Linked DNA regions of Homo sapiens: all the other regions are linked to region 1. Evidence: read pairs that join two places in POLR2A ChIA-PET (ENCODE). Cell type or tissue: A673. All regions are shown on one strand. Links, peaks and the distances in the headings refer to the core of each region. The heading gives the core; the rest is flanking DNA.

Region 1 (7,816 bases), core at 1,488-6,487:
TTCACAAAGAAGGCGGAGAACGCTCAGGAGGCCTGCCAAGCTCCTGTAGCCGCAGGACTGGAATCCGGGTCTGTACTGGCTGCGGCTTCACACTGCCTCGCTTCTCAGCGGGCTTTGAAACTCTGCGTGTTTAGGTGTCCTTGATAGGTTCTTATTCTTTTTGTATCTTTCTATTGCTAGTAAGAGCAAATTTTCTGTTTGCACTGTAGAGACTTATTTCCTACATTTTGGGAAGGTGGTCCTCCTGTGGAAGGGCAAACTCCATTATTAGGTTCATGCCCACTAATTCTCTTCTCTCTCTTCCTACTACCCATCCTTTCCACTTGGAGTATTCTCTTCTGTTGTTTCCTTCACATCTCATCCTTCTTTATCATTCCCATGTCTCCCTTGCTGTATTGCCTGCACAAGTTCACATGTTTGAGGAACGAAACTTCAAACATAGTCTGTACCAAGAGGCTTTATTATTTTCTTTTTCCTCTCTCCCCCTTTTCCCCTAGAGCTAGTTCAAGGTGTCCTAATGGTCTAAAATGTCAAAAGAAAACTAGATGAGGAAAAAGCAATCGAAAATAACTCTATTACAAGCTTCCTTATAGTTCAGATTCATCCCTTTCTTTTTGACCCCTTTAAACAAATGAACATGTTGGCCTATTTCAGGGGTAATTGCTCTTCTCTTCAGAATACACCTCCTAAAATGACTGCTGTGTGAGGTTGAACATTGTGGGTGACGAATGTCTGCCAGAGCAGAGAACTTTGTTGTTTTCCCTCCTTCCCTCTCATTGCCTTCATTTTCTTCCCTTTTAGATAATAAAATCCTTTTCCAATTATAGAAACTGTAGAGGTCAAAATGTGACTCAGGTTAAACCCTGTGAAAACTGTAGCCGCCTGAAATTATAATGCACATTTTTGCTTTTGAGCCAAGGTAGTGTGCCAGCTGGAAGATGTAAATTTGTCATCATTTTCTGCCTTTGTTTCATCTTTTCTTTCCTTTTCTACATCGTCGTAATTCTCAAACTTTATTGTTTTTCTCTGTTATTCTCTCCCCTTGGTAAACCCCTGTGCTCCCAGTGGAGCCAGAAGAAATTGTACATGGGGCTTTGATATTTTGCCAACTGTTTTCTATAATTAAAAGTGAATTGGAAATGGGAACACTTCCTCTGTTCCACCGATGCTTCTGGGGTCTAGTCTAATAGAAACATGGAAAGGTGCAAAAAAAGAATCTGGAGCTAGGAAGGGAAAATGGAAGCTTGCAACTCAGGCTAAGGAGTTCCTAATGGAACATCAGCCCTTTAAGCCTTCGGGTTTTCTGTTCTAAATTTGCTCTTTTCTTTGTGTCAGATCATTAGAAAGTTTTATCCAAAATTAAACCAGTAATACTGAGGTGGTAGCTCATAGAGCTTGTGATTGGCTTGATCCATGCTAATTATCTTCTCAGTTGAAGTAATCAAAGGCAGAGACCATAACAGAACAATGTGGACTCTGAGAGACTGGTATTTAAATTCTCATGATTTAAGCAGAAATAGTAAATAGATTACAATTTGTGTATCAGGCCTAATTAGTCCCTAGTGCAGGGCTGATGGACCATGATCCTATAAAATATTCAGTATCACGATGCCCTGCCTGAGCAGCTAACCAGCCCTTCACTGTCTGAATATGGAAGAAAGCTTGTCTTGTTAAAATCATCTCAAATTACTATGACCTGCTTTTCCCCTAGGATCCCTGCACAACTCTCCCTGACTCCCCACCCCCAGCTAATTCTTCTACTTTCTTCCCGATTACTACGGCCATATAAAACAATATATGCCCTTTTCTTCTTATCTTTTTTTTGGTTGGGGGTGGAAGGAGGGTAATACTCCATTGAGTACTCTGCTTTTGAATCCGTTGAATGTCTCTCTAGTTGCTCTGCACAGAGCACATTGCTTAAGTGCGCCATTTGTCACTTCTGTGTTTTTAGTTGATGACTCTAGTGTTGATACTATAGGAATCAGTATAAGATTACTTAAAATGAAGCCTTACAAGGTGTTCAGCATTCAGAATATTTTGTCATCGAGAGGGAGGAGCTTTGGGAAATTAGTGAATTTGCTCTACCTAAAAGCTTGACATCTGTGTAGAGCATACAAGAGATGAGGGTGTGCGTGCATTAACTTGCTACGGGTGCCATAACAAATACTGCAGAGTGGAGTGTTTAAGTGGCAGAAATTTATTTTCTCATAGTTCTGGAGGCTACAAATCTGACATCAAAGTGTTAGTAGGGCTGGTTTCTCCTGAGGCCTCTTTCCTTGGCTTGTAGATGGTTACTTTCTCCCTGTGTCCTCACATGGTCTTTCCCTCTGTGTGTATCTGTGTCCTAATCTCTTCTTCTTGTAAGGACATCCAAGTCAAATTGGATTAGGGCCCATCTTATGACCTCATTTTAACTAATTACCTCTTAATTACCTCTTTAAAGGCTGTATCACGTTCTGAGGTCCTGGGGGTTAGGACTTTCATATATGAAGTTTTTGTTGTTGTTGTTGTTTCTTTCTTTTTATTTAATTTTATTTTTTTAGAGGTAGAGGTCTCACTATATTGCCTAGGCTGGATTCAAACTCCTGACCTCAAGCAGTCCTCCCACCTCAGCCTCCTGAGTAGCTGGGCCTGTGTGCATGCACCTCTGCACCCAGCTGTGAATATATGTTTTGAGGGGGCATGATTCAGCCCCAAATGGGGTGAAGAAGCTCTAATCCTGTTACTGTGAACAGCATTCAATATAAAAGTAAGGCTAACTCCCTTATAGGATGGTACTGAGACTTAAATGAAATCTCGTGTATGATGATTTTGAAAACTCCAAATCCCTACTTATAAGAATGGTAGCATCGTTATCATTATTATATAAAATACAACAATACATATAATGATCATTATAATATAAAAATGATCCTGTTTGAAATGACTGAGTCCACATGAGGAAAGAGTGAGTTTGAATTGATAACTGTTCCCAGAGAAACTAGTCCATGTAGAGAAGGAAACCAAGATGTTAGGAGCAGGCCAGGGGCCAGCATCGTTGCAACTCTGTTGAGTTTGGAGCTGTTCTAAAATAGTGAATCTTTTTGCCAGGCCTGATGAGAATGAAAATCTTAATGTGGGATAAAGGACAAACTGAACAGCACCTACAATGATTGGCTGTCATGGATTAAATGTCAGAAAAATGAGTAAAAGGAACATTGGGTGTTGATTTCATTAATAATAGAAATAAAAATGTTTCAACAAACATCATTTCACACCTTCAGTTAAAAGCCTGTATTAACTGTTATCATGGTAAATAAGATATTTAACATGGAAAATGAATGCCAATGGTATCATTCAAACTTCTTATAGTTCTCTAAATATATGTAAAATATTTTCCTCAATATTGTTCTGACTGAGAGCAATAAATGTGGGTAATTTTATTATTCTTTTATTTTAAATAGAATTTTAGGAAATGTTTATTTTTAAAATGTAATCCTTTCATTTATTCTCCTCTACCCTAAATAAGTAATTCATTAACCTTTCATTGTAATAGGAGCGTGAGCATCTGAAGGCAATTAACTGTTTTACATTATCATTCATTGTGAATAAACAAATAGTTTCACCCTCTTTCCCCAGAGAGCTATAATTTAGGGATTGTGTAGCTAATTATACAACTCTAGAGCCAGTTTTGAGAGGGATAGCTATCTTCTCTGATCACATCTGCTTTCACCTACTGTGCTGGGGGCCCTGGGGAATGGAAGGGACTCTCTAGGGGTGTTTAGGACTTACATATTTGTTGAGTTAGGCGATTTGATGTTACTTGTGGTTTCATTGAATGGAATCTAGGACAGATCTTAAAGGATAAGAAATGATTAAAATTTTTTTTCATCTTTTGGTGTTCTAAATTGGAAACACATCCTCCTCTGATGGTAAAATAGTCAGTTCTGGATTATCTCAAAAGAGAAGATTATTTGAGTGGTAGAGTTTTCAGGCTCCTTATTTTTTCCTTTTATTCGTGTCACTAGGCTTTTGCTTGTTTCGTTTTTAAGAGTTATCGTTCAAGAGCATCAGCGGGGAAAGGAAATGCCAGGGTGAATCAGATCGGCCAAGTTAACCATCTGACTGTCTGATGGAGCTTATTTTACTTATCATAAAACGTAAGTGTTTCTCCTCTAGAGTTTAAGTTGCTTGAGGGAGGAATCTGTTCATCACCGTGTCTCTAACACCAGCGGAGTGACTGCACGCACCAGGTACTCAGTAGATGTTGGCTAAGTTCAATTGTTGAATTAGATTTATGATCCATGTATTTTTTTTTTGTTTTTAGTTTACACAAAAAGTAGAGTTGGCTTTATGTCACCTATGACTAACTCCTCTATACCTCCTCAAAGCAGCTGTCACTTACCACCAGCATTTAGTCACTTTTCAGATTGAATTCCTGTTTCTTTACAGCAGGATAGGAGCATGAAGAGAAGGTTAAGATATCTGAGTTAAGACGAGGGAGCTCCTTAATTGAATTGGGAAAACCTACAACATAAATTAAGCAGGATGCTAGAAATTGAAACAAGGCAGTTGCATTTCCATTGAAGCCAGTAGTGCCTTTTTTTTTCTTGAGATGGAGTCTCACTCTGTCACCCAGGCTGGAGTGCAGTGGTGCCATCTTGGCTCACTGCAACCTCCGCCTCCTGGGTTCAAGCGATTCTCCTGCCTCAGCCTCCTGAGTAGCTGGGATTACAGGCATGCACCACCACGCCCAGCAAATTTTTGTATCTTTAGCAGAGATGGGGTTTCACCATGTTGGCCAGGCTGGTCACGAAGCGGTGCCCTTTTCTTGTTAAAAGAATCTTGGGCGAGGCGTGTATCGATGAAGGCTGCATCTGACCTTTCACTGGCAGTTCACTAACTTGGTTCTGGCCAACGTGTGCCTACCCCAAGGAACCTGGGAGAGTGGACATTTTTTTCTGGATGAAGTCTTTTGGGAGTAGAAAGAAGGGAAGCAAGTCAGATAGTGTGGTGCTTCCCTAGTGGTTTTATTAGGGAGGTCCAGACACATGTTTCCTTCATGAGACGCAGACTGCACTTTAGTTCCCTTCAGTGCAGGACATGAGTGAATTAGGGCAATGCAATGAAAAGGAAAGAATGGTTAGAATAAGGTCAGAAGGTTTGATTTCTGTTTTCAGATTTAGCACTGCTTGGGTCTGTGAGCTTGGAGCAAGTCATTTAATCTCTCTGGGCCCTAACATGCTCATCCATGAGTGAGTTAAATGGATTGACAGCTAATGATTGCTGCTCCTAATTCTATGCATTTAGAAAATTCAAACTTCCCTCAAGTTCCCCGTAGAGTTCTTACCGTTTGCTGTAGTTTGAACTTCAGGATCATTGTCTCCCAATTTGCTTCCTTTGGCTTGGTGATATCATTGCCTGCAGAAATAGAAAACTGGTACAAAGCCATTTATCTAGTTCTGTGTGCCAGAATATCTTTGATGAGATCATAAGTCGTTCTTTTACTTTTTAAAACTAAGTGACTCAAATAGTAGTCACTAACTACTTAAACTTTGGGTACAGCAATGGCCTACATTTCCTGTTTCTTTTGTGTTGGTTTTCAACTGTCCCTGTATGGTTGCTGCCTTTTCAATGCCTTCTTTCTTCTCTCTGCATACATTAATACAAGGGGCATCTGAAATTTCAGCAGAAGCAAATGTCAACTGTACCAAGCTGAGGTAGCAATTCTAGGGGTGGTGTCCTTTCCAAATGTGTTGTTTTATGAAGATATAAGTTTTACATGATTCTTCGTGTCAGCAGTTTTGCCACTTGCCATCGTTTAAGAAGTCTATTGGGTATCTGATCCTGTTCTCTATTATTTCATTGTGCTGCCTCCCTCTCGCCCTCCCTCCCTCTCTCCCTAGAAAACTTTATTTTCTCTAGCTTGGGAAAATGTGTGTGGTACAGTGAGAAATTCTGGTAACTTGGGTACTGCGTTTTCTTCAGCTTCTTGAGAAAAGGCTGCTGTGGAGGCTGGGAAAGTACTCATAGAAATGCAGCTTTTCTCCCAGGCTGCAAAGAGCTGCCCATATGGTTCTGTCGAAGCAGAATGGAGACCAAATAAGACTTGAGGAGGAAGACACCACATTAGTAAGCATCTCTCCTGGATGACTGAAGGGAAATCAAGGCCAGCCACACCAGCGGAGGGTGGGGCAAGGCCAGGCGCCTCAGATGCAGCTTGCAGAGGAGAGGCCTGTGCAGTTACCTTCAGTGTTTTTCATCAGAGCAGGTAAACTGCAGGCCTGTCTGGTACCAGGTGCTGGCTAAGGAACATACCAGGGTACCATGGTTAAGGCACGGACTCTGGAGTTAGACAAACCTAGGTTTAATTGCTAAGGGAGTCAGAGTGCTTTGGTTGTAAGCTGTAGCACCAATTTTTGCTACCTTACATTTTTTTTTTTTAAAGGAGAGGATGTATTAAAATGACACTGGATAATTCACAGAACCGGTAGAAGAGTTGAAAGGATAAAGGATAAGAAGAGGGTAGTTCTGGTATTTAGGACAGCCACTTGAAGGTGGTGCCACTGGAATGACTTGGAACAAAACATTTTCTGTCCTTGTGACATTCCAGTCAAGCTTCAAATCCCCGAGAGAGAGAGAGAGAGAGAGAGAGAGAGAGAGAGAGATGCCAGGTCTGGTCTTGTTCTTGTTTTGGGAGATGGGGCTAGAAGAGGGAATGCAGTGATTAACAAACACAAGATTCATTCACCCAGAGAAAACTGGACTGTGCTTATCAAAAGAAGGGGTTAGAGTTGCTAGACAGACCAAGCCAGCAGATGTAAACATGATATGAATGAACATTGCCACTCGCCATCTAGTATCTAAACCTCAAAGAGTTTAAGTAGTATCGGTATACCTCAGCCTTGTACTAAGGTAAACAAAGGACATAAATCTAATGAAGAAATAACACCTATTTCAGAGATATGCTCACTGTGGGCGTATTGAAAAAGATATTGCCTGTAAAGCTCTTGGCATATGCTTCATGGTAAGTTCTCAACTCTTAGCTGTGTTAATTACATTTTCTTAACAGAGCCATTAACTGATAGGTGACTACACAGCTCAGTTTGCCCAGGACAGTCCCAGTTAGTGCCTTTAACCTTCCTAATTAGCATTGTCTTGGGGTTCTCATTTTTTTATTTTATTTTATTTTTATTTATTTATTTATTTTTGAGATGGATTCTTGCTCTGTTGCCCAGGCTGGAGTGCAGTGGCGTGATCTCAGCTCACTGCAACCTCCACCTCCCGGTCTAGCAATCCTCATGGCTCAGCCTCCTGAGTAGCTGGGACTACAGGCGTGAGCCACCACACCCATCTAATTTTTGTATTTTTAGTAGAGATGGGGTTTTGCCACGTTGGCCAGGCTGATCTTGAACTTCTGACCTCAAGTGGTCCGCCCGCCTCAGCCTCCCAAAGTGCTGGGATTACAGGTGTGAGCCACCACGCCCAGCTGGTTTCTCATTTTTTAAAATAAAGTATCATTACGGGTTGCATTAAAATATGCCAGAATGGGCTTGATAGACCTTTGCTTTGTCCTTTGAGCTTGCCTGCCCCTCCAGTCACATGTGAGATGCGTGTGCAGTGAGCAGAGTTCTCAGTGAAATCTAAATCTGTCCAGCAATGACGTTCTTCTCTTCTCCCAGGCCTTTCACAGTGCAGCTGAGCCAATACCTCCTTGAATGAAGCATGCAGGTGCTCTTGATAAAACAGTGTGCTGACACACCAGTGGCTGGGGCAGTTAACTCCTCCCAGTCCAGCATGGTGTGGGAGTAGTATTTGAGACTGCTACCCCAGCCAG
Region 2 (7,816 bases), core at 1,373-6,372, 630 kb after region 1:
AATTGCATAATAAAATTACTATTATATCATACATTTGACTTATTGATGAATATGTATAGGAGTTTGTCACTGGAACATTTGTTTTTTCAGCCTGTTTCACTGCATCAGTAGGAAGTTTCATAATATTTCACCTGGAACTACCAGACTTTATTTGGATTCGGTGCATCAAGCTGCTAAGATGTGATACGTTGGGATGCATATGCAAGCTCACATGCTAATGTAATTGCTTGTGTGCTTAAATGCAAGATTTTTCATAATTTTATTTTATGTTATTCCCATAAAACAGTCACATAATGTGTTTAAAACTATATATGCCGTATTATTCAGTAGAGTTCTTTCATTTTGACTTGGTATTGACAAGAACTGAATCCTTAGTTTGCAAGCTTACACAGACTAGCTTCAAGCTCTCTACATTTTATACCTTGTTTCTTCTATATACATCCAGTGCTGGGCACCATAGGTCACATTCACCTGTACCATAGTAGATCTTTGGCCCTACACGTTTGTAAATAAGAGATGGCAGTATTCCTGGAAGTCATCCTTAGGGTGAGGTAGCTAGCAGTAACCTCACTATACACCACAGAGGTGATGAACCACATAAGTATATTCAACTAAATATAAAGTGAATCTATCCCCAGTATATCCTTCCCTTATCTGGATCCCCAAAATGCCTGTGTATAGTCTAATGCCATCTAATACAAAGAGAAGTAGGCTGGGGGAAAACTGATAATTTAACTGATTATGGTGAAACTGTTTTCCTTTTGCAGAATTAAAAAATAGCTATGACCATGTCAAAACAATGCCAGGGCTCCTTCAGAGCTTTAGAAGGGCACAGTGCAAGTGAGTGGCCCTGGAGCATGAGCTTGTTAGTGTCATGGCTCATCTTCCTGAGCAACAGCTGAAGTGGGGTCTCTGTTACTGCACACATCTTTGGAGCCTTGGAGTGCGTTTGACCCTTGTCTTATACGTCTTGGGCCCTGTGATTTTGTGATACCCTGAAACTCAGACCTTAAACAGTTTTCATTCTCAGTAAGTCCGTAGATTTTGGGAGAAATGCAAAGAAATAGTAAAAACTAAAAAGGTATGCTTTTAGTTTGGTGTAAAGGAGCATTTAAGCAGTCTTTCCAACATGGATTATGAATCTCTCCAATAAGTGAAAATGAAATTAAATTCAACTTACATTTACTTGAGAACTTACTACAAGTAAAGCATTATATAGATGATATGGAAAAACATAGAAGTTAGACAAATCATATGGATTAGCTAATCTTATCTAAATGGCCTTATAAAATGGTTCATTAAACCTGGCTTAGGTGATTAAATAAGAAAAATAATTTATTTTTCAAATCAGGAAGTATAACTTTGAATTTGTAACCCTTGGTATCTAATGGCAGTCTATCTTCTTGAGATGAATATTAACCAAAGAGCAGATAATAAATTGGCATTTTAAGACTAGAGTGATTCTGTGTTTCAACAACCAACATGCAGCGGAATAGTCAGTGTGGGTTTATAAAGTAAACTGCTTACACCATCAAAAGATCATGAATCATCAAAAAGCAGAGTTTTGTTATTCAACTTTATATAGCTTTTTACTCACCTTTTCTGTGTCTTTCCTTTCCCTCTAAATATAGGAAATACATGTGAAAGTGATAGAATTAAAGCGAAATTATCATAAAAGTCAATGAAAATAGGTCTTGATAAAAATGACTGCATGTTGAGGGAGACAGAGAGAGAGAGGGAGAGGCTATTGTCTTTAAGGTCTCTTTGAAAATTTTTTATTTTTAATTTTTGTGGGTACATAGTAGGTGTATATATTTGCGGGTTACATGAGATATTTGATACAGGCATGCAAATCATAATAATCTTATTGGGATAAATAGAGTATCCATCACCTCAAGCATTTATTCTTTGTGTTTCAAACAATCCAACTATATTCTTTTAGCTATTTTAAAATGCACAATTAAATTCTGTTTTACTATAGTTGCCCTATTATGCTATCAAACTAGGTCTTATTCATTCTTTCTATTTTTTTTTTGTACTCATTAGCCATCCTTTCTCCTGCCCCTTCTCCCTGACTACCCTTCCCAACCTCTGGTAACCATCCTTCTATTCTCTATCTCCATCAGTTCTAATGGTTTTAACTTTTAGCACCCACAGATAAGTAAGAACATGTGATGTTTGTCTTTCTGTGCCTGGTTTATTTCACTTAACATAATGACCTCCAGTTCCGTATATGTTGTTACAAGTGACTGAATCTCATTCCTTTTTACTCCATTGTGTATATGTTCTATATTTTCTTTATCTGTCAGTTGATGGACACTTAGGTAGCTTCTGAATCTTGGTGATTGTAAGCAGTGCTGCAATGAACATGAGAGTGCAGATATCTCTTTGATATACTGATTTCCTTTCTTTGGGGTATATACCTAGGAGTGGAATTGCTGGATCATATGGTAGCTCTATTTTTAGTTTTTCTGAGGAACCTCTAAACTGTACTCCACAGTGGTTGTACTAATTTACATTCCCGCCTGTGGTACAAGGGTTCCCTTTCCTCCACATCCTTGTTAGCTTTTGTTATTGCCTGTTTTGTGGAAATAAGCTATTTTAACTGGGGTGAGATGATACCTCATTGTAGCTTTGGTTTGCATTTCTTTGATGATCACTGATGTTGAGCATCTTTTCATGTATCTGCCATTTGTATATCATCTTTTGAGAAATGCCTATTCAGATCTTTTTGCCCATTTTTAAATCAGATTATTATATTTTTTTCTTACAGAGTCAATTGAGCTCCTTATATATTCTGGTTATTAGTCCCTTGTTAGATGGGTAGTTTGCAAATATTTTCTCCCATTCTGTGTGTTGTCTCTTCACTTTGTTGATTGTTTCTTTTGCTGTGCAGAAGCTTTTTAACTCAATGTGATCCCATTTGTCCATTTTTGCTTTGGTTGCCTGTGCCTGTGGAACTATTGCTTAAGAAGTCTTTGCCCATTCCAATGTCCTGGAGAGTATCTTAAGCCTCTTAAAATCCAAATCTAGAACGCTTTTGGTGAGCTCTATATTTGATATTGCTTTTGTTCTCAGCACTGCCCAGAATTTTTTTTTTTTTTTGAGGTGGAATCTCTTTATGTTGCCTAGGCTGGTCTTGAACTCCTGGCTCAAGTGATCTTCCTGCCTCAGCCTCCCAAGTATCTGGGATGACATGTGCATGCCACCACATTTGGCTACCCAGATTTAATTTGGGTCCATTTATAGATCAGCCAGAGCCAGACTGCATCTGCTTTTATTGTCCTTTCCTGGAATTATAAAATCTAACATTCTTCACATGCACATGCAAATGAGCCAAAGTAAAGAGGAGATGTGCAGGGGAGGCAAAGATGCTGAGAACCCTCTCTGAGGTACAGTAGAAGGTGGGGAGGGAGCTACTGCAAATCTGAGAAGTCTGTGAAAAGAGATAGCATTGAGTGTGCCAGGCCAGCTAGTCTGCAGAGAGCCACCTTACCAGTTCCCAGTCCCTTCAGCCCCTCACACTCTTTCTTAGGACTTAGTGCCAATGCATTTAATATAAGGAGATATGGGTGTTGGTACTAGTCTTCTGAAACATAAGAAATTAATTTTTTTAGTTGCATCATTTCTTTTAATTCAGATTTTGCAGAGACCGGAGTTCTTATGCATGTAAAGTACTAAGTATTTGGAAATAATAAACATCCATCTTTCATTCTAATTAAGACATGTGTATATCTGGTTTTATTACAGTCTTTCTCTTTCCCAGAAAACTACTTCAGGGGAGGCAGAGACAGATACAAGAAGAAATCTGAACATGTACTCTTTCTGAGCAGTGCTGATATTTCCTGGGCTCTGCGAAGATGGAGGGCACAGAAAGTGGTAATTAGATCAGCAGCCTTTAATGCCTTATTCTTTATGCCTAATGCATAATGTCAGAACAGACAATCCTAATTTTCTACGACCTTAAGTAGGATTATAGACTATGTGGGCTGAACCTTCCGCCCAAGAACCCAACTCAGCTCTGCACTAGAGAAGACTCTTTACCGCCTCCTGGTGGATAAAGTAAGAGAAACATGTTTCCCTAGGGCCAAGGCCAGAGAATCAGTTCATTGGTTAAGTGCTTTTTTTTTTTTTTTTTTTCCAGAGGGGAGAAAAAAGGTGTAGCAATATTAATTGGATGTGGAGCTGTAAAGTAGGCAACATTTTGATACCTCCTTTAATCAAAGGCACTGTCTCTCTACTACATATTGTCATCCCCTGTTGGGCCTAGATACTTCATTGTGGTATTCATTCTGGCCCACTCTTCCTACTTAGGAGGTCTTAACACTTCCCATGATTCAAGAGGAGCTCCTGTCTCAGCTAACTTTGATGGAGGGGGAGCCTCCAACTGGTTGCACATCCTTTAGCTGTTTTGCTCCTGACAGCATTTCCTCCCAGCCTTGACTTCTCATTTCCAGCTATTTGAAATCTTGTTAAATTCTAGATAGTGGTTAGCTAGGAATGGGTCTATGCAACATTGAGTACGCCATGTTTTTCCATACATTTATGCTTCCAATACATACGCAGTGTTTCTTGAAAATTCAACCTCCTCCAACCAACTGATACAATTAACAGTCATTTCTGGAGCCTGGATTATTATTAATTGCTCAGTCCTCAACATCACTTTGCTTCTAGGCCTTTATTTTTCCTGCTTTTACTGACTTCCCATGGTTGTTAATTGAAAGGCAATTATTATTTAAAATTACGCATCAGGTGTTGTGGGAAAAAGTCTGGGAATCCAGCTAATAAGTTGAGAAGTCTGTCTTTCTTTTTGTTACATCTGGCGTATTTCATTATTGGTACTCCAAAAGCATATTGTCTTTATCTGATAAAAACAGTTGGCTACAAGGGCATACTGACGAGCCTCAAGTTGCGGGTTAAATTCTCACCTGGGTAAGGTAACAAAATGCTTGTTTGTGGACACACACTGTGAACAAGACCCGCAATAGCCATCGTGATCACAGGAAAGACTGAATGACACAGTGCATGTTTCAGCTCAGATTGTTGATGGGAAAATGTTAGGTGTTATATCAAATAAAGACCCATTTAATAATAGCTTCTTAGAGTTGGAAGTGACTTTAGTAACTCTCTTTTCCATTCTCTTGTCCAGTTTAGCAACCCTCATGAAACCATTCCCATCAGAGAAGGTGAGTCTTAGCGTCTGCTTGGGCACTGCCAGAGTTGGGGATTACCTCCTTGAGTGGCTGGAAACTGCATTTGTGGGAAGGTCAGCTCATGGTGCTTGGTTTTGAGATAGAAAATGAAAGTTCAACTTCTCTCTTTTTCTGTATATTTATCTCTAAATTTTTAAAACCTGGCCTCATCCCTGAACTCCAATCCCAGTAACAAAAGGAGCTCTGAGTGACAGAATCTTTCCTGCAGAGTTGTTTAAAGCTACTTTGGTGGTAGTATGGGAAAGAGAAAAGGACTGTTTCTGATTTTCTGATTATTGTCTTCTGCACGGGAAAATGGGAGGTAGGCTGCTGGGAAACTTGGTTAGGATAATTCAGGTTAGGATGATTTATTTCCAGAGGGGAGCAGATAGACAATGGGATATGTTCAAATGAGCTATGCTCAATAGTGAAGTTCTGATTCTCATTTTATCTTGACATCTGTTGTCTTTGATATTATTTGGGCTTGTATGCTGAGGACCCAGTATGGTGAAAAAGGAAACAAAATGCCTGAAGAAAAAGGGCTTTGGCATTTTGGGAGCATAAAAAAATTATTGAATGGGGGTAACCAATAACAGGAAGAGCCTGAACTATGGAGTACCAGGGAGAGTAACAGTTTTTCCCTACTCCATTAGATGACCATTAGGATAATTCATTCATTCAATACATGCTTATTCTGTACCAGGTAGCAATGTATACACCAGAACTGCAGAGCTCCTATAAAAAGTGGATGCTTGCCTAGATAGGCTCTGTTTTAGTCATTTGGGACTGTAGTCATTATTGGCAAAGGAAATCATCATGATGGGTCAGCCAGATACTACAATTCCTTTCAACCTTTGGTAGAAATTGTCAGGGAAGCCATGCCAGGCCACAACAGAGGTAAAAGAGATAATCAACTTTAGGCATAGAGGGTATGATTTTCCATGTGTTAACATGTGGTCTGCCATCCAATCTCTGTTTTATTTACTTATTTTTATGCACACTGAAGCAAATTCCAATTGATATGGGCAAATATTACTAATGAAGAGTGTTGGTTTTCCAAGTCCTTTTCCAAACTCTATCTATAATGTGCTACTAAAGTGAGAACAGCAGTGCCTCCCTCTCTGGCATCCAGACATTGTTTTTTGAGCTAGGGAACTTAAGCCTTTGACTAGGAGGTCAAAGCAGCTCAGTTGAGTCTGGTCAGATGGTGTCCTGTCAGGAAGTAAATCTGGAAGCTTGATGTTAAAGAGGGAAAAGCCCCAAGAAAATGAAATAGGACTCAATACATATTCATGGACAGCTTCTTCAGCCAAGGAAGAAGAACAATATGAAACAAATTAAAAAAAATTTGTATAGCCAGACCCTGTGGCTTTATCTTGGCAATTCTAAGAATAATTTTCTTCTGTTACTGTTATTGAAGCATAACTAAGATGGTCCCCAATGATCCCTGCCTCCTAATATCCATGTCCTTGTATAGTTCCCAACCTTTGACTGTGGGCTGGACTCACTGACTCACTTTTAGTACATGGAATACAACAAAAATGATGGGCTGTCACTTCTGAGATTAGGCTACAAAAAGATTTTGGCTTCTCTCTTGCCTGCCCTATCTTGCTCTCTTGATTTCTCACCATGATGAAGCCAAATGTCAAGTTGTGAGTTGCCCTGGAGAGATACTCGCATGACAAAAAACTAAGAGTGACCTCCCACCAGCAGCTAGCAAAGAACCAAGGCCCTCAGTCTACCAGTCTGTGTGGAACCTGTGAACAAGCTTGAAAGCAGATCATGTCCCACTCAATCCTTCAGATAAGACTACATCTCTGGCTAGCTGATGGCAGCCTGGTGAGCAAACATGAGCCAGAGGACCCAGCTAAGTCATGCCTGGATTCCTGACCTACAAAATTATGAGCTATAAATATTGTTTCAAGCAGCTAAGTTTTGGGGTAATATGTCACAAGAGCAATAAATAATGAATATAATAATAAATGTGTATTTCTTTTCCTTTTTCTTTGAGATGGAGTCTCACTCTGTTGCCCAGGCTGGAGTGCAGTGGCACGATATCAGCTCACTGCAACCTCTGCCTCGTGGGTTCAGGCAATTCTCCTGCCTCAGTTTCTTGAGCAGCTGGGATTACAGGCACATACTACCACGCCTGGCCAATTTTTGTATTTTTAGTAGAGACGGGGTTGCACTGTGTTGGCCAGGCTGGTCTAGAACTCCTGACCTCAGGTAATCCCCCCGACTTGGCCTCCCAACATGCTGAGATTATGGGCGTGAGCCACCGCACCCAGCCTAAATGTCTATTTCAATGAAGTTTTACAACACCCAGATCAAGAAATGGAATACTTCTGGTTTCCCAGAAGCTCTCTTGTGTCCCTTGAGTCCCTCTTCCAAGGGTAACCACCATCCTGACTTCTAACCTATAGATGAGTTTTGCCTATTTTTGAATTCTAAATAAATAGAATCATGTTATGACATGTACTATTTAGTGTCTGGTTTCTTTATTTCAACGTTAGGCTGCAGTTCTTTCATCTTGTAATATTTTATATAGTATTGTATTTTATGGAGCTATTTATCTTATTATATATTTTTAGTATTCTCATTGCTGTGTTACAATTAATTGTAAA
Region 3 (7,816 bases), core at 1,284-6,283, 220 kb after region 1:
GAGGTGGGTGGATAACCTGAGGTCAGGAGTTCGAGACCAGTCTGGCTAACATGGTAAAACCCCATGTCTACTAAAAATACAAAAATTAGCTGGGTATGGTGATGGGCGCCTCTAATCCCAGCTGCTGAGGAGGCTGAGATGGGAGAATCGCTTGAACCCAGGAGGTAGAGGTTGCAGTGAGTGGAGATCGCGCCACTGCACTCCAGCCTGGGCAACAGAGCGAGATTTCATCTCAAAAATAAAAAATAAAAACAATTTGATGTCCAGTGAACATTTTACATGTGCAGGACACTCTTCTGTGTGCCTTAAATATATCAACTTCATTTAACTCGTGCACGCCCATATTACTATCCTCATGTTACATTTGAGGGAACTAGGGTTCAGACTGGTTAAATATCTTGCCCAGGGTCACACAGCTCATAATTTTGAGAGTGAGGATTTGATCCAGGGGGTCTGATGATAGAGCCTACACATTTAAAAACTTTCAACACATGGATTTCACCTGTACCCCTGCCCACACCCTCCCCAGCATGCGTTTTTCAAAGCATACAACTCACTGGCTTTTCGTATAGTCACAGAGTTGTGCGTTCGTCGCCACAGTTGATTTTAAAACGTTTTCATGACCCCGAAAGAAACCCAAGACCCCTCAGCAATCACCGCCCTTTCCCTGCCACTGCCCCCTGTCTCCTTGTTCCTGACACCACAGCCCCAGGAAACCCCTGATCTACTTGCTGTTTCTACAATTTACCTATTCTGGACATTTGTATATAAGGAATCATATAATATGTGGTCTCTTGTGTCTGGCTTCTTTTACTCAGCATAATGATGTCAAGGTTCATTCATATTATAGCATGTATCAATATGGCATTCCTTTTTATTGCAGCATAGTAGTTTATTGTATGAATATGCCATACTTATCCATTCATTATTTGATGGACAGTTGGACTGCTTTCACATTTTGGCTATTTATGATGCTGCTATGAACATTTATATGTGTTTTTCTGTAGATTAACTTTAATTTCTCTTGGGTGTATGCCTAGGAGTGCAGTTGCTGAGTTACACATGATAACTATGTTTAACCATTTAAGGAATTACCAAACTGTTTTCCAAAGTGGCCACACTGTTGTATATTTGTACTAGAGTGTATGAGGGTTCAAATTTCTCCACATCCTCACCAACACTTGTTATTATCTCTTTTTTATTATAGCCATCCTAGTGGCTACAAAGTGTTACCTCATTCTAATTTTGATTTGCATTTTTCCCTGATGGCCAGTAATATTGAGAGTTTTTCATGTGCTTATTTTTCCAGCTATTCTTTTGAAGCTAATTTGGGATGTCATTTCATCTATAAATACTCATATAGTATACCTATAACAGGATAAAGACACTTTTAAAGAACATAACTGCAATATTGCTATCACTACCTTAAAAAAGTCTCTAATTATTACATATAGAGTGCTCAGATTTTCTTGTTTTCCATGTTTGTCTCATACTTAAAAGAAAATTAATTGGTTTAATCTAGATCCAAACAAGGCCCACACTTACATTTGGTTAATATTTATCTTGGGGGTCTTGTTTTTTTTCCAGCTCAGGGGATCCCCCCTACCCATTCCCCTGAGCTTGAAAAACAAAACAAATCCCCAAAATGTTGTTCCTCTGCTCTCATTCCACAACAATCAACACAGAGGACTTCTGTGGCCAGATGTACAGGGATTTCTCCCCGCCAACAAGCAAGCAATCAGTTCTGCAGCAAACACCAGCAGGTGTCCTCCAATTCAGTTCTGACACTGTCTACCTGGAGGGCCCACAGGTTGAGGGCTCCATCTCACCAGACTGCTTCCACTTAAGATGACTTCACAAGCCTCAGCTGGCTGTAATTCAGGGAACCCACAACTCCCTCCTTGGGTTTGATTAATTTCCTAGAGCAGCTTACAGAACTCAGAAACATGTACCAACATCTACTGGCTTATTTTGAAGGATATAACAAAGGATACAGATGAAGAAGTGCAGAGGGCAAAATATGGGGGAGGGGGAATGGAGCTTCCATGCCCTCTCTGGGTACACTACCCTCCAGGAACCTCCACATGCTCAGCTATCTGGAGGCTCTCTATACACCGTTCTCCCAAAGCTTGTGTGGAGACTTCATTGGATAGGCATGTTGAAGCATGGACAACCAGGTAGATATGTGATTGGACAAAAAGGGTGTGATCTAATACTAATAGACTGAGTGGGGAACCCAGCAAGTCCTGTCTCTTCAGATTCTTCTTCGTCTCTCTGTGCAACATTCCTTCCCCCTGGGATGAGGCAGGGCCCCTTCAGAAATGGGGAACTTATAACCTACAGTCAGACAAGGTAGATAAGAGAAATGTGGGGGTAGATTAGAGTCCTGCCTTGGGGAGAAAAAGGAGCAGGGAAAAAGAAGGTAGAAGGTCAGAGAGAGATTCTGTTTTCTAAGGCCTGCATCTGAGACCTAAAGTGCCCCAATGTTGTAACAAAAGACTGTAACAAAGGTCGTGGGAGTTATGAGCCAGGAACCGTGGATAGAAACATAGATATGTATATGTGTGTGTGTGTGTGTGTGTGTGTGTGTGTGTGTGTGTCTATGTATATCTCTCTCACAACCCCCTCTCTAGCCATTCTGTTGTTTTTGAAGAAACTGGGTTGTTGGCCCTGTGCAGTTTCCCATGTTTGGAATTTTGCCAGTTGTATCCCCATGGTGTCATTTAACATGTTCTTCTATCCTCTGTATTGCCTGAAAACTAGTAGCTGAATCTAGAGGCTTGATCAGATTTAAGTTCATTTGGTTTGGGTTTTGGCAAGACTACTTCATGAGTGGTGTATCTACTTACTTCCATATATCTCTCCTTTCATGCTATTGAGATTGATCAATAGATTCAGGTGTTGTTAACTGAATATATTTAATTATAAAATTCCCACATCAGCTTTTTACATAATATATTCCACAGCCATTGATGAGCACTGCCTAAGTCCATTATCCATCAGGGAGCTGGCTTTCCTCATAACTCTAGTAAATGCCTCCTAAGAATGCAACAGTGCTTTTTCTACCATGCCCTAGTTCCCTCATATTGCAAAGGCATGAAAATGAGAAGGTATCAGCTATATATATATATATATATATATATATACAGAGTCTCACTCTGTCGCCCAGGCTGGAGTACAGTGGCGTGATCTCTGCTCACTGCAACCTCCATCTCCCAGGTTCAAGTGATTCTCAAACCTCAGCCTCCTGAGTAATGGGATTACAGGCGTGTGCCACCACGCCTGGCTAATTTTTGTATTTTTGGTAGAGATGAAGTTTCACCATGTTGGCCAGGCTGGTCTGGAACTCCTGACCTCAAGAGATCCACCTGCCTCAGCCTCCCAAAGTGCTGGGATTACAGGTGTGAGCCACCATGCCCGGCCAGTATCAGCTATTAAAGGGCCATTTTATTTTTGTATTAATTATGTAATAATTTACTTAACCCTTCCATGCTAGACTGAAAACTTCCCAAGGGCAGGCACTAGGTCTGTCTTGCTAGTTCTCAGTGCCCACCCACCCCCAACTGGGCCCATGGTGGGATCTTGCTAAGTAGTTGTTGAGTAAATGAATCAGGTACTTGTTACTGTATACCCTTTTTGAAGATTTCCTGTGATACAAGTGTTGGCGGCATTTTTGCTGATAGCTTTTCAACAACTTCCCTATTTTCAGACGATGCCACTGTTCAACAGTAAACCGGGTGAAACAGGCTGTAACTTACATATACACACAAGAGACATTTGAAATATCAAATTTAAGCCTGGCAATTCAGAATGCAAGCTCATTTTTTTTTTAAACCAAAGCCTCTTTTACCTAATTGAGCCAGAAAATATGTGGCCCTTTTCCCTCCCAATTTGCAGCTTCAGTTCTCCTTGACTGAGTAGCTAATGGAAGATGGGGCCTGTTCCTGCTCTGCTTGTGAAATCTGACTCTCAGCCCGAGGCTGTGTGGCTTCATATTTTGGATCTGAAAATAAAATGCTTTTATTTGATCCTGGCGTATTAAATTCAGGTTAGGTGTGTTGCAAAACAGGGAAATGTTATCTAGAATCTTCCTGCTAATACTGAATCTTTGGTTCTTCTGAGCCACTGTGTCTTACCAGTCTTCCTGTGGAAGATGGCGGGAATGTTTCTAATCCCACTTTGAGCCTGAGTGCTTGCACCTTATGCAGAACAAATCACAATTCGTATCATAGTCAGGATCTGAGATTTGTCTCTCACCTCACTCCCTCTCCTACGGATTTAGTTATGCTCATCTGAAGTAAAGGCTGCCTGACTGGGTGCAGTAGCTCATGCCTATAATCCCAGCACTTTGGGAGGCTGAGGCAAGAGGATAGCTTGAGCCCAGGAGTTCAAGACCAGCCCGGGCAACAAGGTGAGATCCCCTCTCTACAGGAAATTTAAAAATTAGCTGGGTCTGGAGGCACACACCTATGGTCCCAGCTACTTGGGAGGCTGAGGTGGGAGGATCTCTTGGGCTGAATGGTCAAGGCTACAGTGAGCTGTGATCACACCACTACACTGCAGCCTGGGTGACAGAGTGAGGCAAGACCCTGTCTCAAAAAAAATTAAAAAAAAAAAAAAAGGAAGAAGAAAGAAAAAGAAAGGAAAGAAAGAGAGAAAGAGATAAAGAAAAGAGAAGAAAAGAAAAAAGAGCTGCCTGCTGTAGCTGAAAGATAGCACTTAGATGCTAATGTGGGATTTTGAAAGCGGGAGACCTTTCTTCAGAAATCTCAGGTAAGGCAGTTGCGAGGGCACAACTCAATGCCCTCGTGAGGCCTCAACTCTCTGGGGCCTCACACAAAGATGAGCTTTATGTGGACTTTACCAGAAGTTCCAGGGATGCGGCCAGCCAGGAGCTGTGGCTGTCACCAGTTTGTCATTGGTGTGACACTAACAGAGAGAAGGTACATCTTACCAAGACAAGGTAGTTCAAGTTCAGGTTCTGTAGCATCATTCAGCTCATCTGAAAGCTTGTAGTTGATTTTATGTATTGCAGCCCATTCAAAAATAATCTTGTAAAGCATAGTGTTTGCTTAAACTTGAGACAGCTTGCAATGTGGCTTCCGTTTAGTGTGACACAAACCTGTTGTGGACTCTCTATTATACCACAGAAATTGTTATAACCACCACGTCTATTGTCTTCCAGAAGGACACTTGAGAGTCACTTGTAAAAGTTGGCCTGTGCTTTCCTATTAAAAACTGCTGTTTAAATGGTAGTTAGTCTCCTGTTTAGTATGCGGTGTAGCTAGATCACCCTGCATTCACAATGCTCTACATAAAAAAAAAAACAACACTGCTGCAATACCAATAGTTAAAAGCAATTCCATTAAATACATTGCGAACTAGTTTTAAATTTTTATCTTGATGTAGGCACTTAAGAAAAAGGAAGGGATAAAAAATAGTTGGAGACATTTATAGTGATTCTGAGGGTAACTTCTGAGTTCTGGGGCTTACAGACTCTTGCCATTGGGTCTTCATCTAAGTAGCGCTACTCAAACGTGTATGAGCCCTAGTTAAAGCATTATGGCTCACAAGAAAATAAAACAAACACATCAGTTTTCCAGATGTTAATTGATCAGTTTTCCAGATGTTAATTGATCAGTTTTCCAGATGTTAATTGGAGATGTTTTGAAAGAGAGAAGCTTCAGAAGGCAGACAAATACTAAAGAGAATGTGTCTTTACAATATTCATTCAGCATTTATTGTGTACCTAGCATGCCCTAGGCTCTAGAGCAGCATTCTCAGACCACTAGTTTTCTAGATTGCCTTTACATTCATAAGTCTCAAGATTATTAAATTTAAATAGCCTCAAGATCCCCTTTACATTCTTAAAAATTATTGAGGACCCCAGAGAGTTTTTGTTTATTTGGGGTTATATCTACTGATATTGATCATATTAAAAATTAAAACTGTATATAAATGTTTAAATGCTTTGCCTGGGCATAGTGGCTCATGCTCTATAGTCCCAGCACTTTGGGAGGTGGAGGCAGAAGGATTGCTTGAGGATAGGAGTTCAAGACCAGCCTGGGTAACATAGCAAGACCCCCATCACTACAAAAAAAAATTTTTTTTAATTAGCTGTGCTAGGTAGCACATGCCTGTAGTCCCAGCCACTTAGGAGGCTGAGGTGAAAAAATTGTTTGAGGCCAGGAGGTCGAGGCTGCAGTGAGCTGTGATCATACCACTATACTCTAGCCTGGGTGACATAGTGAAACCTGTCTCTTTAAAAAGAAATAAAGTTTAAATGTTTTAAGTAAAACATTTTAAAAGATTTTATTATTTAAACATATCAATAATAAAACCATTGCATATTAACCTAATATAATTCTATGAAAAATAACTATAAAAATTTTTGTGAAAAGAATGACATTGATTTATATTTTTGCAAATCTTTTTCGGGTCTGGTCTAAGAAGACAACTAGCTTCTTATACCAGCTTCTGTATTCAGTCTGATGCTCTTAAGTTGTTTTGGTTACCCCAGATATTTTGTTAGAAAAGGGAAAAGTGTGTTAATAGACTTTTGAGAAAATTGTGGCTATTCATTCTTTGACACTCTACCAAAACCGGAAAAGTAGTAGTTTTTTAAAAGTTAGTTGCATTGTGAAATCTGAAATTATATCAATGACTGATATAATTTTTCACTTGTTACATTGAAATCGATTAGTCTATCTTGCAATTTTGAATGGATCATTCACTCTTTCATGATTGTGTGAAATCGTGCATCATTCAATTAGAAATATTGGTTCAGTGAGTTATGTAACTCTTTTAAGCGTCGACACATTTCATTATCTAAGATCAAAAAATCACATTCATTAGTATCATCACCAATCCTATCAGGAATGCCTTAAGTATTGGGAAATATGGAGACACATTTTCCAACGTTGACAATTTTCCAAATTTGCTTGAATTTTATCATTGGCCAAAAACACTGTCAGTTCTTGAAGTGGCAGGCTCATTGCATTTATTATCTCTGCCATCATTGGTCTGTCAGTACTTCTTCCATGTAAAAATAATGTTCCATGAAAAAGAGTTGCTGGTTCAGCTCACAGTTGAATCTCAGATGCACATTTCCTTGAGACAACCTTGTGCTTCAGCGTGTACCACGGGTTCTCTGTGTGTGTTTCCCACTGAGTCACACAGAATATAAAAAAGGCATATCAAGGGTTGAAACTTAATAAAGGTAATAATTTGTAGTGCTTTTTAAGGACGTTTTAAATATTCTCTTTTTTTCCAGCTTTAATGGATGAAACAAATTGTTGTTTTTTTCCTTGTAAGTGTGAGATGGTAAAAAATGCAGTGACTGCCAGTATAAGCTGGTGCCACTACCTTGATCCCAGCTAAGGCACCCACAGTTTTATCTACTGTTGCTTTTGCACCAAAGATGTAAGTGGCAATACAGCGAAAAGGGCAAATAAAGTCTTAATAGTATGAAAATGCTTTGACCTTACAAATCCCTGAAAGGGTTTTGGAGACCCCCACAGGTCTGCAGAACAGTCTTTTAAAACTCCTCACTAGATATACAGTTTGACATAGACAAGACGTTTTTCTTGTAAAGGGGGAAGATAGATAATAAACAAAATACATCAGGGGTGCTGTAACCAAAACAAAGCAGTGCGCTGTGACAGAGGGGTTATCTCAGGTGGGATGGCCCTGAAAGGCTGCGGAGGCAGTGACGTTTAAGATGAAACTTAAGAGCAGGTCGACTGGGATAGCCAGCCCAGGCTTGATGGCAAGAGCTCACAGGGAATGTTCCAGGGGCAGCAGAAGAACCCCTGTG

The links. Peaks named below come from ENCODE experiments on the same cell type or tissue, not always from the same donor. Only the 100,000 strongest peaks of a DNase experiment are listed, where the experiment ranks them.
Region 2: POLR2A ChIA-PET joins it to region 1 with 22 read pairs; 1 of 35 experiments calls an interaction of 5 or more read pairs at or near these places.
Region 3: POLR2A ChIA-PET joins it to region 1 with 7 read pairs; 3 of 35 experiments call an interaction of 5 or more read pairs at or near these places.

What each region holds. Positions count from the first base shown.
Region 1 is chr6:5,494,325-5,502,140 of GRCh38, forward strand. The region is part of intron 4 of FARS2 (phenylalanyl-tRNA synthetase 2, mitochondrial); the gene reads left to right. Among named protein-coding and RNA genes, the nearest start is that of FARS2-AS1, 40 kb to the left of the region's middle. RefSeq lists a silencer at 5,338-5,538. In A673, for the core only: no CTCF peak of the experiment used is centred there; DNase peaks (open chromatin) are centred at 3,707, 4,047 and 5,497; H3K4me3 peaks cover 913 bases; H3K27ac peaks cover 1,042 bases.
Region 2 is chr6:6,127,642-6,135,457 of GRCh38, forward strand. No RefSeq gene overlaps it. Among named protein-coding and RNA genes, the nearest start is that of MIR5683, 38 kb to the right of the region's middle. In A673, for the core only: a CTCF peak has its summit at 4,068 (motif pointing left); a DNase peak (open chromatin) is centred at 4,020.
Region 3 is chr6:5,714,791-5,722,606 of GRCh38, forward strand. All of the region lies in intron 6 of FARS2 (phenylalanyl-tRNA synthetase 2, mitochondrial), which reads left to right. Among named protein-coding and RNA genes, the nearest start is that of FARS2-AS1, 260 kb to the left of the region's middle. In A673, for the core only: no CTCF peak of the experiment used is centred there; no DNase peak of the experiment used is centred there.